Linked DNA regions of Homo sapiens: region 2 is linked to region 1. A link is an interaction called in ENCODE POLR2A ChIA-PET data of the cell type or tissue named here. Cell type or tissue: PC-9. All regions are shown on one strand. Links, peaks and the distances in the headings refer to the core of each region. The heading gives the core; the rest is flanking DNA.

Region 1 (5,389 bases), core at 126-5,125:
CACCACGCCCGGCCTAGGATGTCAACTTGTAATCAGTAACATAGAAATTTTTAAGTTATTCCTTTCAAAGTTATGACTTGAAATGGTTTCTCTGGGCATTTGTTAATCCACCTAACTCCAAGTGCAGGTCTATTAATATGCACAATGGACAAAAATAAACTTTGGCTCTAACCCTTGTTAAACCATAATTAACACTGCCCATACTTAATGGGATTGTATTGTATTGAAAAACACACTAATCTCTGCTTTTTTTCCCCTAAAATGAGCCTCAAATCTAAAAAGAAAATGACTCGAACATAAGCACCAAGGTATAAATACAGACGAAGAAAAGAAAAAATTATCAGAGAACCCTCCACAAGAACAAAGCCCTTCTCTACTGAAATGTTGTTTTTTTACTTAACCATAAAAGAGGTACCTTCTTTATTTTTTTATTGTTTTTTCTGAGACAGAGTCTTGCTGTGTCGCCCAAGCTGGAGTGCAGTGGCACAACCTCAGCTAACTGCAACCTCCACCTCCCAGGTTCAAGCAATTCTCCTGCCTCAGCATCTTGAGTAGTTGGGACTACAGGCACGCACCACCAAGCCTAATTATTTTATTTTATTTTATTTTATTATTTGTTTTGAGATGGAGTTTCACTCTTGTTGCCCAGGCTGGAGTGCAGTGGCGCGATCTCAGCTCACCATGACCTTTGCCTCCCCAGGTCAAGCGATTCTCCTGCCTCAGCCTCCCGAGTAGCTGGGATTACAGGCATGTGCCACCATGCCCAGCTAATTTTGTATTTTTAGTAGAGATGGGGTTTCTCCGTGTTGGTCAGGCTGGTGTCGAGCTCCCGACCTCAGGTGATCCACCCACCTTGGCCTCCCAAAGTTCTGGGATTACAGGCTAATTTTTATATTTTAAGTAGAGACGGGGTTTCACCTTGTTCACCAGGCTGGTCTCGAACTCTTGACCTCAAGAGATCCACCTGCCTCAGCTTCCCAAAGGCTGGGATTACAGGTGTGAGCCAACGCACCTAGCCAAAAAAGAGGCACTTTCTGAAATTTTATCTTGAGATCACAGAACTTCACCTTAAACCACTGCCCCCCATCCTTTGTTTTGTTTTTGTTTTTGTTTTTCTTTGAGACAGAGTCTTGCTCTGTCATCTAGGCTGGAGTGCAGTGGTGTGATCTTGGCTCACTGCAACCTCTGCCTCACAGCATAAACCCCTTTGGAGTAGCCATTAAAGGCTATAAAAATACTTCACAGAATTAACTCACTGAGATACATAGTTATTCCTCGGTATCTTGTGGGCGTAGTTCCAAACCCCCTACCCCACCAAATATCAAAATCCATGGATGCTCAAGTAAGTTCCTTATGTAAAATGGCATAGTATTTGCATACAACCTATGCACATCCTCCTGTATACTTTAAATCATCTCTAGGTTACTTATAATACCTAATACAATGTAAGTGTTATGTAAATAGTTGTTATACTATATTGTTTAGGGAATAATGACAAAAAAAGTTTGTACGTGTTCAGTACAAATGCAAGCATTCACTTTTTTTTCCAAATATTTTTGATCTGTGGTTGGTTGAATCAAAGAATATGTGGATATGGAACCCACAGATAAGAAAGGACAACTGTACATGGGTCAAATACATCATTTTGAGCTTCCTTCCTTCTTTTCCTTCCCTACTTACATCCCTAGCACAATGCTTATATGTCCTGGGTAGTTGGTAGGTGCACTATACATGCTTGCTAAATATACGGATAAATGGATGGATGAATAAAGCATAGTTTTTCTATTACTTAAAACAGCCAGGTTCAAGTTAAGTATTAAATTCATTTAGAAGAGCAATTAATTTTCCCTTAGCTGCAAGGATGGGAAGGGGAGTGGTATAAAATAGAAAACCATTTTGGCTTTTATGATGTTCAGTAGTATGCAGACTATTTGATTACCATCATGAAGTAACAGACACACACCCCGCCCTTCCACAGAAATTGTTTCTCCAAGATTATAATAGACGCCCTGAGCTAAGTCCAATGGATGTTTGTCAGTCTATCTTGCTTGACCTTGCAGCAACATTGACATAACTGACCACTCTTTCTGGATATACAGTCATGCATAGCATTAACAATATTCCAGTCAAACCACATACACAATGATGGTCCCAAAGATTATAATGAAGCTGAAAAATTCCAATCACCTCCTCACTTTGTAGCTGTCAATGTCATAGTGCAAAAGCATCACTCATGTATTTGTTGTGATACTGGTGTAAACAAAGCCACTGTGCTGCCAGTTTTATAAAATTATAGCACATAAGGCCGGGCATGGTGGCTCATGCCTGTAATTCTAGCACTTTGGGAGGCCAAGGCAGGCGGATCACGAGGTCAGGAGATTGAGACCATCCTGGCCAACATGGTGAAACCCCATCTCTACTAAAAACACAAAAAAATTAGCAGGGCATGGTGGCACGTGCCTGTAGTCCCAGCTACTCAGGAGGCTGAGGCCGGAGAATCTCTTGAATCCTGAAGGCAGAGGTTGCAGTGAGCCAAGATCGTGCCACTGCACTCCAGTCTGGTGACAGAGCGAGACTCCGTCTCAAAAAAAAAAAAAAAAATTATAGCACATACAATTATGTACAGTACAAAATACTTGATAATTATAATAAATTACTGTTGTTGGTTCATGTATTTACTTTTTATCATTATTTTACAGTGTACTCTTTAGTAGAAAGGTGGTGCATGCCTGTAATCGCAACTACTCGGGAGGTTGAGGCAGGAGAATCACTTGAACTTGGGAAGTGGAGGTTGCAGTGAGCTGAGATCACACCATTGCACTCCAGCCTGGGCAACAGAGTGAGACTCTCAAAAATAAAAATAAAAAATAAAAAAGTAAAAAAAAATTAGAAATTTTAAAAGTTGAAAAAAGTTTATAGAATAAGGGTATAAAAAATATTTTTGGGCCAGGAGCGGTGGCTCATGCCTGTATTCCCAGCACTTTGGGAGGCCGAAGCAGGAAGATTACTTGAGGTAAGGAGTTTGAAACCAGCCTTGGTCAACATGGTGAAACCCTGTCTCTACTAAAAATACAAAAAAATAGCTGGGCGTGGTGGCAGGCACCTGTAGTCCCAGCTACTTCAGAGGCTGAGGCAGGAGAATCGCTTGAACTTGGGAGTCGGAGGTTGCAGTGAGCCCAGATCACACCACTGCACTCCAGCCTGGACAACAGAGTGAGACTCCATCTCATATATATATATATATATGTTATATAGCTATACAATATATTTTTATTTTAAGCTGTTATTACAAGTGTCAATTTTTTTTCTTTTGAGACAGAGTCTTGCTCTGTCGCCCAGGCTAGAGTGCAGTGGCGCGATCTGAGCTCACTGCCAGCTCGGCCTCCTGGGTTCACGCCATTCTCCTGCCTCAGCCTCCCGAGTAGCTGGGACTACAGGCGCACTCCACCACACCCGGCTAATTTTTGTATTTTTAGTAGTGACGGGGTTTCACCGTGTTAGCCAGGATGGTCTCCATCTCCTGACCTCGTGATCCGCCCACCCTCAGCCTCCCAAAGTGCTGGGATTTATAGGCGTGAGCCACTGTACCCGGCCAATTTTTAAAAAAAAAATTTAAAAGTTTAAAAAGTTAAAATATTGCAATAAGCTAAGGTCAATTTTCTTGGAGGGGGGTCAATTTATTATTGAAGAAAAGTTCTTTTTATAAATTTAGTGTGGCCTAAGTGTACAATGTTTATAAAGTCTACAGTAGTATATAGTAAAATCCTACGCCTTCACATTCATTTACTGCTCACTCACTGACTCACACTAGAACAACTTCCATTCCTGCAAGCTCAATTCATGGTAAGTGCCCTATACATGTGTACCTTTTTTAATATATGTATCCTTTATACCATTTTTTGTTTGTTTGTTTTGAGACAGAGTCTCACTCTGTTGCCCAGGCTGGAGTGCAGTGGCATAATTGCGGCTCACTGCAACCTCCACCTCCCAGGTTCAAGCAATTCTCATGGCTTAGCATCCCAAGTAGCTGGGACTACAGGCGCCTGCCACCACACACACAGTTAATTTTTTTTTTTTTTTTTTTTTTTTTGTATCTTTAATAGAGATGGAGTTTCACTCCCATCTCTTGGGAAACTTTCGTTGCCCAGGCTGGTCTTGAACTCCTGAGCTCAGGCAATCCGCCCACCTCAGCCTCCCAAAGTGCTAGGATTACAGGCATGAGCCACCATGCCCAGCCTATACTGTATTTTTACTGTACCCTTCTGAAGTTTAGATATACAAATACCTACCATTGTGTTACAACTGCCTACAACATTCTGTGGGGTAACATGCTGTACACGTTTGTAAGCTAGAAGCAAAAGGCTGTACTATACAGCCTATGTGGGTAGTAGGCTCTACCATCTAGGTTTGTGTAAGTACACTTTATGACAACTGACACAAAAAAATCACCTAACGATGCATTTCTCAGAAAGTATCCCCTTTGTTGGTAAGCAACACATGACTGTACCTTCTTCCCTTTTCCTCCTTCCTTCATGCTGTCCTTTCTTAGTTTTCTAACATGTGGGATTGTATTCTCTCTTCTCTCTTCTCTCCTCTTCTCTCTCTCTCTCTCTCTCTTCTTTGCTAACTGACTTTAAATACTGAGATTTAAAGTTATTGGAACAGGATAAGCAAATAAACAGAACAAAATTAAAAAGTCTAGAAATAGGTGGATCTATGTATGATCCCCAGAATTCCAAAAACAGTAACAGTAATGAAAAGACGAAGCAGTAATGAAAAGATGGTCTTTTCAATAAAGGGTATTCGAGTCAACTGAATATCCATATGGCAAAAAAGAGACCTTTATACTTACAACACTATATTCAAAAATCAATTCCAGATGGATTGTAGGCCTAATTGTAAAATATAAACAAAAAAGCCCTTAAAAGAAAACCTGGGAGAATCAACAATTTATTAAACAGGTCCCATCCTGGAAGGGGACACCAACAGAAAGAAAAAAAGGTCGGATGTGGTGATGGGTGCCTGTAATCCCAGCTACTCGGGAGACTGAGGCATGAGAATAGTTTGAACCCAGGAGGGAGAGGTTGCAGTGAGCCGAGATCACGCCACTGCACTCCAGCCTGGGTGTCACAGCAAGACTCCATCTCAAAAAGAAAAAAAAAAAAAAGAAGTCACAAAACCAGTAACCATAAGTAAGACAGTATTCGAATAAAAACTCACAGAATGGGAGAATATATGCTCTCTCTCTCTATATATATTTTTTTTCAACAAAAGACTTGTAACCAGAATATATAAAGGACTCCTACAAATCAATAAGAGTAAATATCCCCCCAAGAATAGGCAAAAGATTTCACCGAAAGATATTCAAATGACCAAAAAGCATATGAAA
Region 2 (5,389 bases), core at 157-5,156, 81 kb after region 1:
CTAGTTATATCTGCTGCCTTAGCATTGACCAAAGCTCAGCAGAATGCTCACTCAGGTATTTTTTTTCTCTTTTATTATGAAATATTTCATTTGTGGAAAAGGAATATATCGCAGTTTCATGTGAGAAGAGATAAACAGGGCGAAGTCAACAACACCCTTGAAAAAGCTAGCATAAAAGGGAAAAAAAAAGTAAGTTTACAGTGGAGAAATGTGGCAAACACTACAACAGCCAAATAATCAAGGTCATTATCACCAGTAATGATTCATGTAGGTATTATGTACATTTGATCTGATGCAATGAGAATTGCACTTTGCCTCTCTGGTCTTCTTCCCTGAAACTCCTAACTCCAAGAGATAATGAGAAAAACACCAGACAAATTCCAGTTGAGGGATATTATACAAAATACCTGGTCAGTACTCCTCAAGATTGTCAAGGTCATCAAAAGCAAAGAAGTCTGAGAAACTGTCATAGCCAAGAGGAGTGTAAGGAGACATGACTAAATGTAATTCACATGTCTTTATTCTGTTCCAGAATCTTATCCAAGATACCACATTACATTTAGTCATGTCTCCTTACACTCCTCTTGGCTATGACCTTGATTATTTGGCTGTTGTAGTGTTTGCCACATTTCTCCACTGTAAAGTTACTTTTTTTTTTTTTTTTGCCCTTTTTTGCCAGCTTTTTCAATGGTGGTGTTGATTTTGCCCTGTTTATCTCTTCTCATCCTTTTATTTTTAATTCTTTTGGGTTCTTTTTTACATTTATTGTGATACTGATATAGCTGGATTTTTATCATCAGATTTTGTGCATTCTATTTGTCCTACTTTTTCCTTTAAGTTTTATGCTTTATTTCTCTACCTAAGTGGTTATTCTTGAAAAGTCTTGGCTTTTATCACTTCAGATATTGCTTTTCCCCCATTCTTTCCATTCTCATTTTGTAGAACTCTGAGTAGAGTTATATTAGACATTTTTCCTTTTTTTGTTATGATAGAATTTTTCATTTCCTGGGCTTTGTTATGCTGATACACTACGAACACTTGGCTGTTTAATATGTTGCCCTATCCTCTGCATTTTGTGTAAACTGGTGTTTAGATCTTGTCAGTGAGGTTATTATATATATATATATATATATTTTTTTTTTTTTTACAGGAATATCTGATAGATAGTTTGTGTGCTTCTTATTGCATCACATCACAAGGCACATAATGTGTAGTTGTTCTTTTTATGATAAGACCGATCAGTGTGTATAGGTGTTATCAGCCTGATCCATTCAGTAAAGTTGCCTATTCATTTCCACCTAGTTTTAGCAGAGATTGATAATTTATTTTTCATTGCCTCTAGGTCCATTGTTTCATTAAGTAATACAAAACATTGTCACTCTAATGTTTTCATTCTTTCTTCATTTATTGGCTTAGAAAATTTATGTTATCAATCAAGAAGAGATTGCTGAGTCAGAGGGTAAATTGAACATAGAATTTTGCTGGGTATTGCCAAATTTCCTGCCACAGGTGCTGAATCATTTTGTGTATTCACCTGCAATATGTGAGTGTGCCTATTTCCTCATGCTTTGCCAGTAGGATGTGTTAGCAAACTGAGATTTTAGCCAGTCTGTTAAGAAAAGATAACTTATTGTAGTTTTAATACACATTTCTTTATCAGTGAGGAGGCTAAACCATTTTAAAGTAAGAATACTTAGATTGTAAAAGGGTACTATAGAGTAAGAAATATATTTTCCCCAAACTTAAAACTTCATGGCTTCAATTTTATGGGGGTTTTATATTTTTGACTGATAAATCCCAAGGTATCAGTTACTCCATAAAAATACTCCCCATTGTTTTTCCTCTAGCCACATGGCCTTCTGTCACTCACATGAACTCAACCTATTTCTTTTCTGCCTGCTCATAAAATATATCATTGGTTTATTTCACTACCTAAAAAACAAATATGGACTTAAGAACTCAAGTACTCTCTTCATATTAATAAAAGTTTCTAGTAATATTTACACTTAGCCTTCAGAGAAATGTTTTCTTTTTACTTTGCTATATAGAAGTTCCTATGTATGATCAAAATAAAGAAAAATTTAAAAACCTAAGTCCTATTCCATAGTGATTTAGTCTTTGAATAATCTTTGTTGTCAAAGTTTATAGTTAGAGAACTCATTTAGTCTTTTTTGAGACAGAGATTTGCTCTTGTTGCCCAGGCTGGAGTGCAATGGCACAATCTTGGCTCACTGTAACCTCCGCCTCCCGGGTTCAAGCAGTTCTGCCTCAGCCTCCCGAGTAGCTGGAATTACAGGCTCCTACCACCACGCCCAACTAACTTTTGTATTTTTATTAGAGACGGGGTTTCACCAGGTTGGCCAGGCTGGTCTTAAACTCCTGACCTCAGGTGATTCACCCGCCTTGGCCTCCAAAAGTGCTGGGATTACAGGCATGAGCCACCATGCCTGGCCCTTCATTTAGTCTTTTGTAGCCCTCATTGGTTACCTTCTTGTGAGGCAAATGACTAGGATACCTTCAGAATAAGAGTTCCTTTTGTTTACTGCTGGATCATGTTTGGTCTTGCTCCCTAAGTCTTAAAAGTAGATTAGTTTTAAGAAGTATCTTTCAACAGTGTGAGACTTTCTGGGTACACACTGTATATGAATAAAAGTAGCTGAATTACAGGTCCAAAACATAACTATACAATCTTTTTTTAAAAGGAGGGGAGGATAACTGCTCTTTATCAAGAGAATCTAAATTCTCTTGATGTCTTCATTTTCCCTTTACATTGCCAGATTTCTTGGCTCCTTTGACTCCTTCCTTTGCTCCTTGTCCTGGATCTTTAAGGAAAAGGGCACCTATTCTTTATTTCTCACCTGAGGATTTCCTGAAATTGTCTTATTTGTATTCCAGAGCTATATACCACAAGTTTTTTCTCAGACACCTGCTGTCTTTGATTATGCCTTCTACTCCACTGTCCTATAATGTTTAACATCGTTTGCCCTTTTGGGGTGACCATATAGTTTAGAACTGGAAGAAATAATAGCTGACACAAGATCGTTACTACGTAACATTAAGTACTAAGAGCTTCATATGAATTATTTTAATTTTTACAAAAACTCTGATATACATAACACCTTCATTGTACAGATGCAGAAATTCAGGCCCAGAGATGGCACTTTGTCCCAATTCACACAGCAGACCCAACCTAATCCTTACCCACCTTGTTTTGTTACAGCCTAATGAGCCTAATACACAACCTTCTCATATACAGGGAAGAAGAAAATTCAGTGGTAATGTCAGGTTACCTTCCTCAGGGTAATGGTTACCTGAAGTTTATAACTCATTGTTCTTTTCTAAAATACAGTTTTTCTTATTAATAAGAACAATTATATTATCATCATGGAAAATGTGAAAAATATACACATATGTTTAAAGAAAAAAAGACTGTGTTATACAGTTAACTGGCATATATGTAGTATGTGCATAATTAGTGCTGCCAGCTGTTTTTATGTGTTAATAAAGGATGATTGGTGGTGGTGACTTTTTTCAGCAAAGTTTTTCACTTCCAGTTAGAAGGCTCTTCTTAGCATGCCCTGCTTGGTTTTACCTTGATTCAGTTGTGCTTTTTCTTCTTCACTTGGAATTGGCCTTCTTTTCACATCAGAGACTTCAAGTTTAGGTCAAGATTCATTTATTTAAAAAAACAAACAAAACAAACAGCAATTTTTAAAAACTGTTTGTATCCTTACCTCCTCCCCCCCCATAATCTTTACCTAAAATTTTCTTAACATCTGTATAGTTTGTACCATACTATCATATCTTTATTAATTTTGCATTGGAAGTTTTCAGTTGTTTTATGTATATTGTTTGTCCCTAACTAGATTGTAGACTCCTAGGGGGCAGCAGCTAGTGTGTTAAATATAATTTACATTTATTTTAATACGTAGTAAAATGTGTTTACAATAGATGCTTAATAAGTACTTAGTAGTTGACCTTACAGCTCACAAGTATTCTGTAGCCTATTATTTTATGAGTATAAATTTAAAATTTCCCTTGGCATAAATTATATAATCATAAGGAACTACTGTGGTGATCTTCAGTGATTAATCATGGAAATGCAATATATGAATTTATAGATATAGCATATATAACTATGTACCATATATATTTTCATATATAATCATATATATGTTTTTATATATAATCATATATATGTATATATAATCATATATATGTATATATAATCATATATATGTATATATAATCGTATATATATGTATATATATAATCGTATATATATATGTATATATATAATCACTCATCTGCTTTGACCTGAAGTCTTTTATTCTTCAGGGTTGTTTGGGTTAGTTGGTTTGTTTGTGGGTCCTTTTTTTTTTCTTTTTTTGGTCAGATACTATTTTGGACCAGGCATAGTGTCTCATGTCTATAATCCCAGCACTTTGGGATGCCAGTCACTTGAAGCCAAGAGGTTGAGACCAGCTGGGGCAACATAGCAAGATACCATTTCTACAATAAAATATATATAATTAACTTAGTTATCTAAAAAGTTGTCCAAGAACATATCCCTTCTTTACAATCTAATGATTAACCTTTTGTTATTAAGCAAAGTAACTTACAGCGTAAGTTTGCAGGATGTTTGTTCTTACATAAAGATGGTGAAATCTCAAACTACCAGCAGAGCAGTCAATCAGAGATGAAACTTACATAAGCGACTTTTCTGGGGCTCTTGGACCTAGCCTCCAAAGTGTAGTGTTTAAAACAGTGGGGAATGCTAGAGAAAGAGGTAAAACTCTTTACTATCGCATTAGGATTCCCCATCCTTTTTTTTTTTTTTTTTTTTTTGAGACGGAGTTTGGCTCTTGTTGCCCAGGCTAGAGTGCAATGGCGCAATCTTGGCTCACTACAACCTCCACCTCCTGGGTTCAAGTGATTCTCCTACCTCAGCCTCCCAAGTAGCTGGGATTACAGGCGCACGCCACCATGCCCAGCTAATTTTTGTATTTTTAGTAGAGACAGGGTTTCCCCATGTTGGCCAGGATGGTCTCAATCTCTTGACTTTGAGATCCACCTGCCTCAGCCTCCCAAAGTTCTGGGATTACAGGTGTGAGCCACCGCACCCAGCCTCCCACATACTTTTAATCAAGTTTGTTGTATTACTTGATATCTTCAATAAAATTCACATTTGTTGGCCGGGTGCGGTGGCTCACGCCTGTAATCCCAGCACTTTGGGAGGGCAAGGCGGGCGGATTACCTGAGGTCAGGAGTTCGAGATCAGCCTGGGCATGTGAAACCACGTCTCTACTAAAAATACAAAATTAGCCAGGCATGGTGACACATGACTGTAATCCCAGCTACTCGGGAGGCTGAGGCAGGAGAATCGCTT

The links. ChIA-PET counts read pairs that join two places held together with the same protein. Peaks named below come from ENCODE experiments on the same cell type or tissue, not always from the same donor. Only the 100,000 strongest peaks of a DNase experiment are listed, where the experiment ranks them.
Region 2: POLR2A ChIA-PET joins it to region 1 with 5 read pairs; 4 of 35 experiments call an interaction of 5 or more read pairs at or near these places.

Annotation. Positions count from the first base shown.
Region 1 is chr10:92,246,794-92,252,182 of GRCh38, forward strand. The region is part of intron 1 of CPEB3 (cytoplasmic polyadenylation element binding protein 3); the gene reads right to left. Among named protein-coding and RNA genes, the nearest start is that of CPEB3, 42 kb to the right of the region's middle. In PC-9, for the core only: no CTCF peak of the experiment used is centred there; no DNase peak of the experiment used is centred there.
Region 2 is chr10:92,327,690-92,333,078 of GRCh38, forward strand. All of the region lies in intron 2 of MARCHF5 (membrane associated ring-CH-type finger 5), which reads left to right. Among named protein-coding and RNA genes, the nearest start is that of MARCHF5, 39 kb to the left of the region's middle. In PC-9, for the core only: no CTCF peak of the experiment used is centred there; DNase peaks (open chromatin) are centred at 282, 1,522 and 2,442; H3K27ac peaks cover 3,783 bases.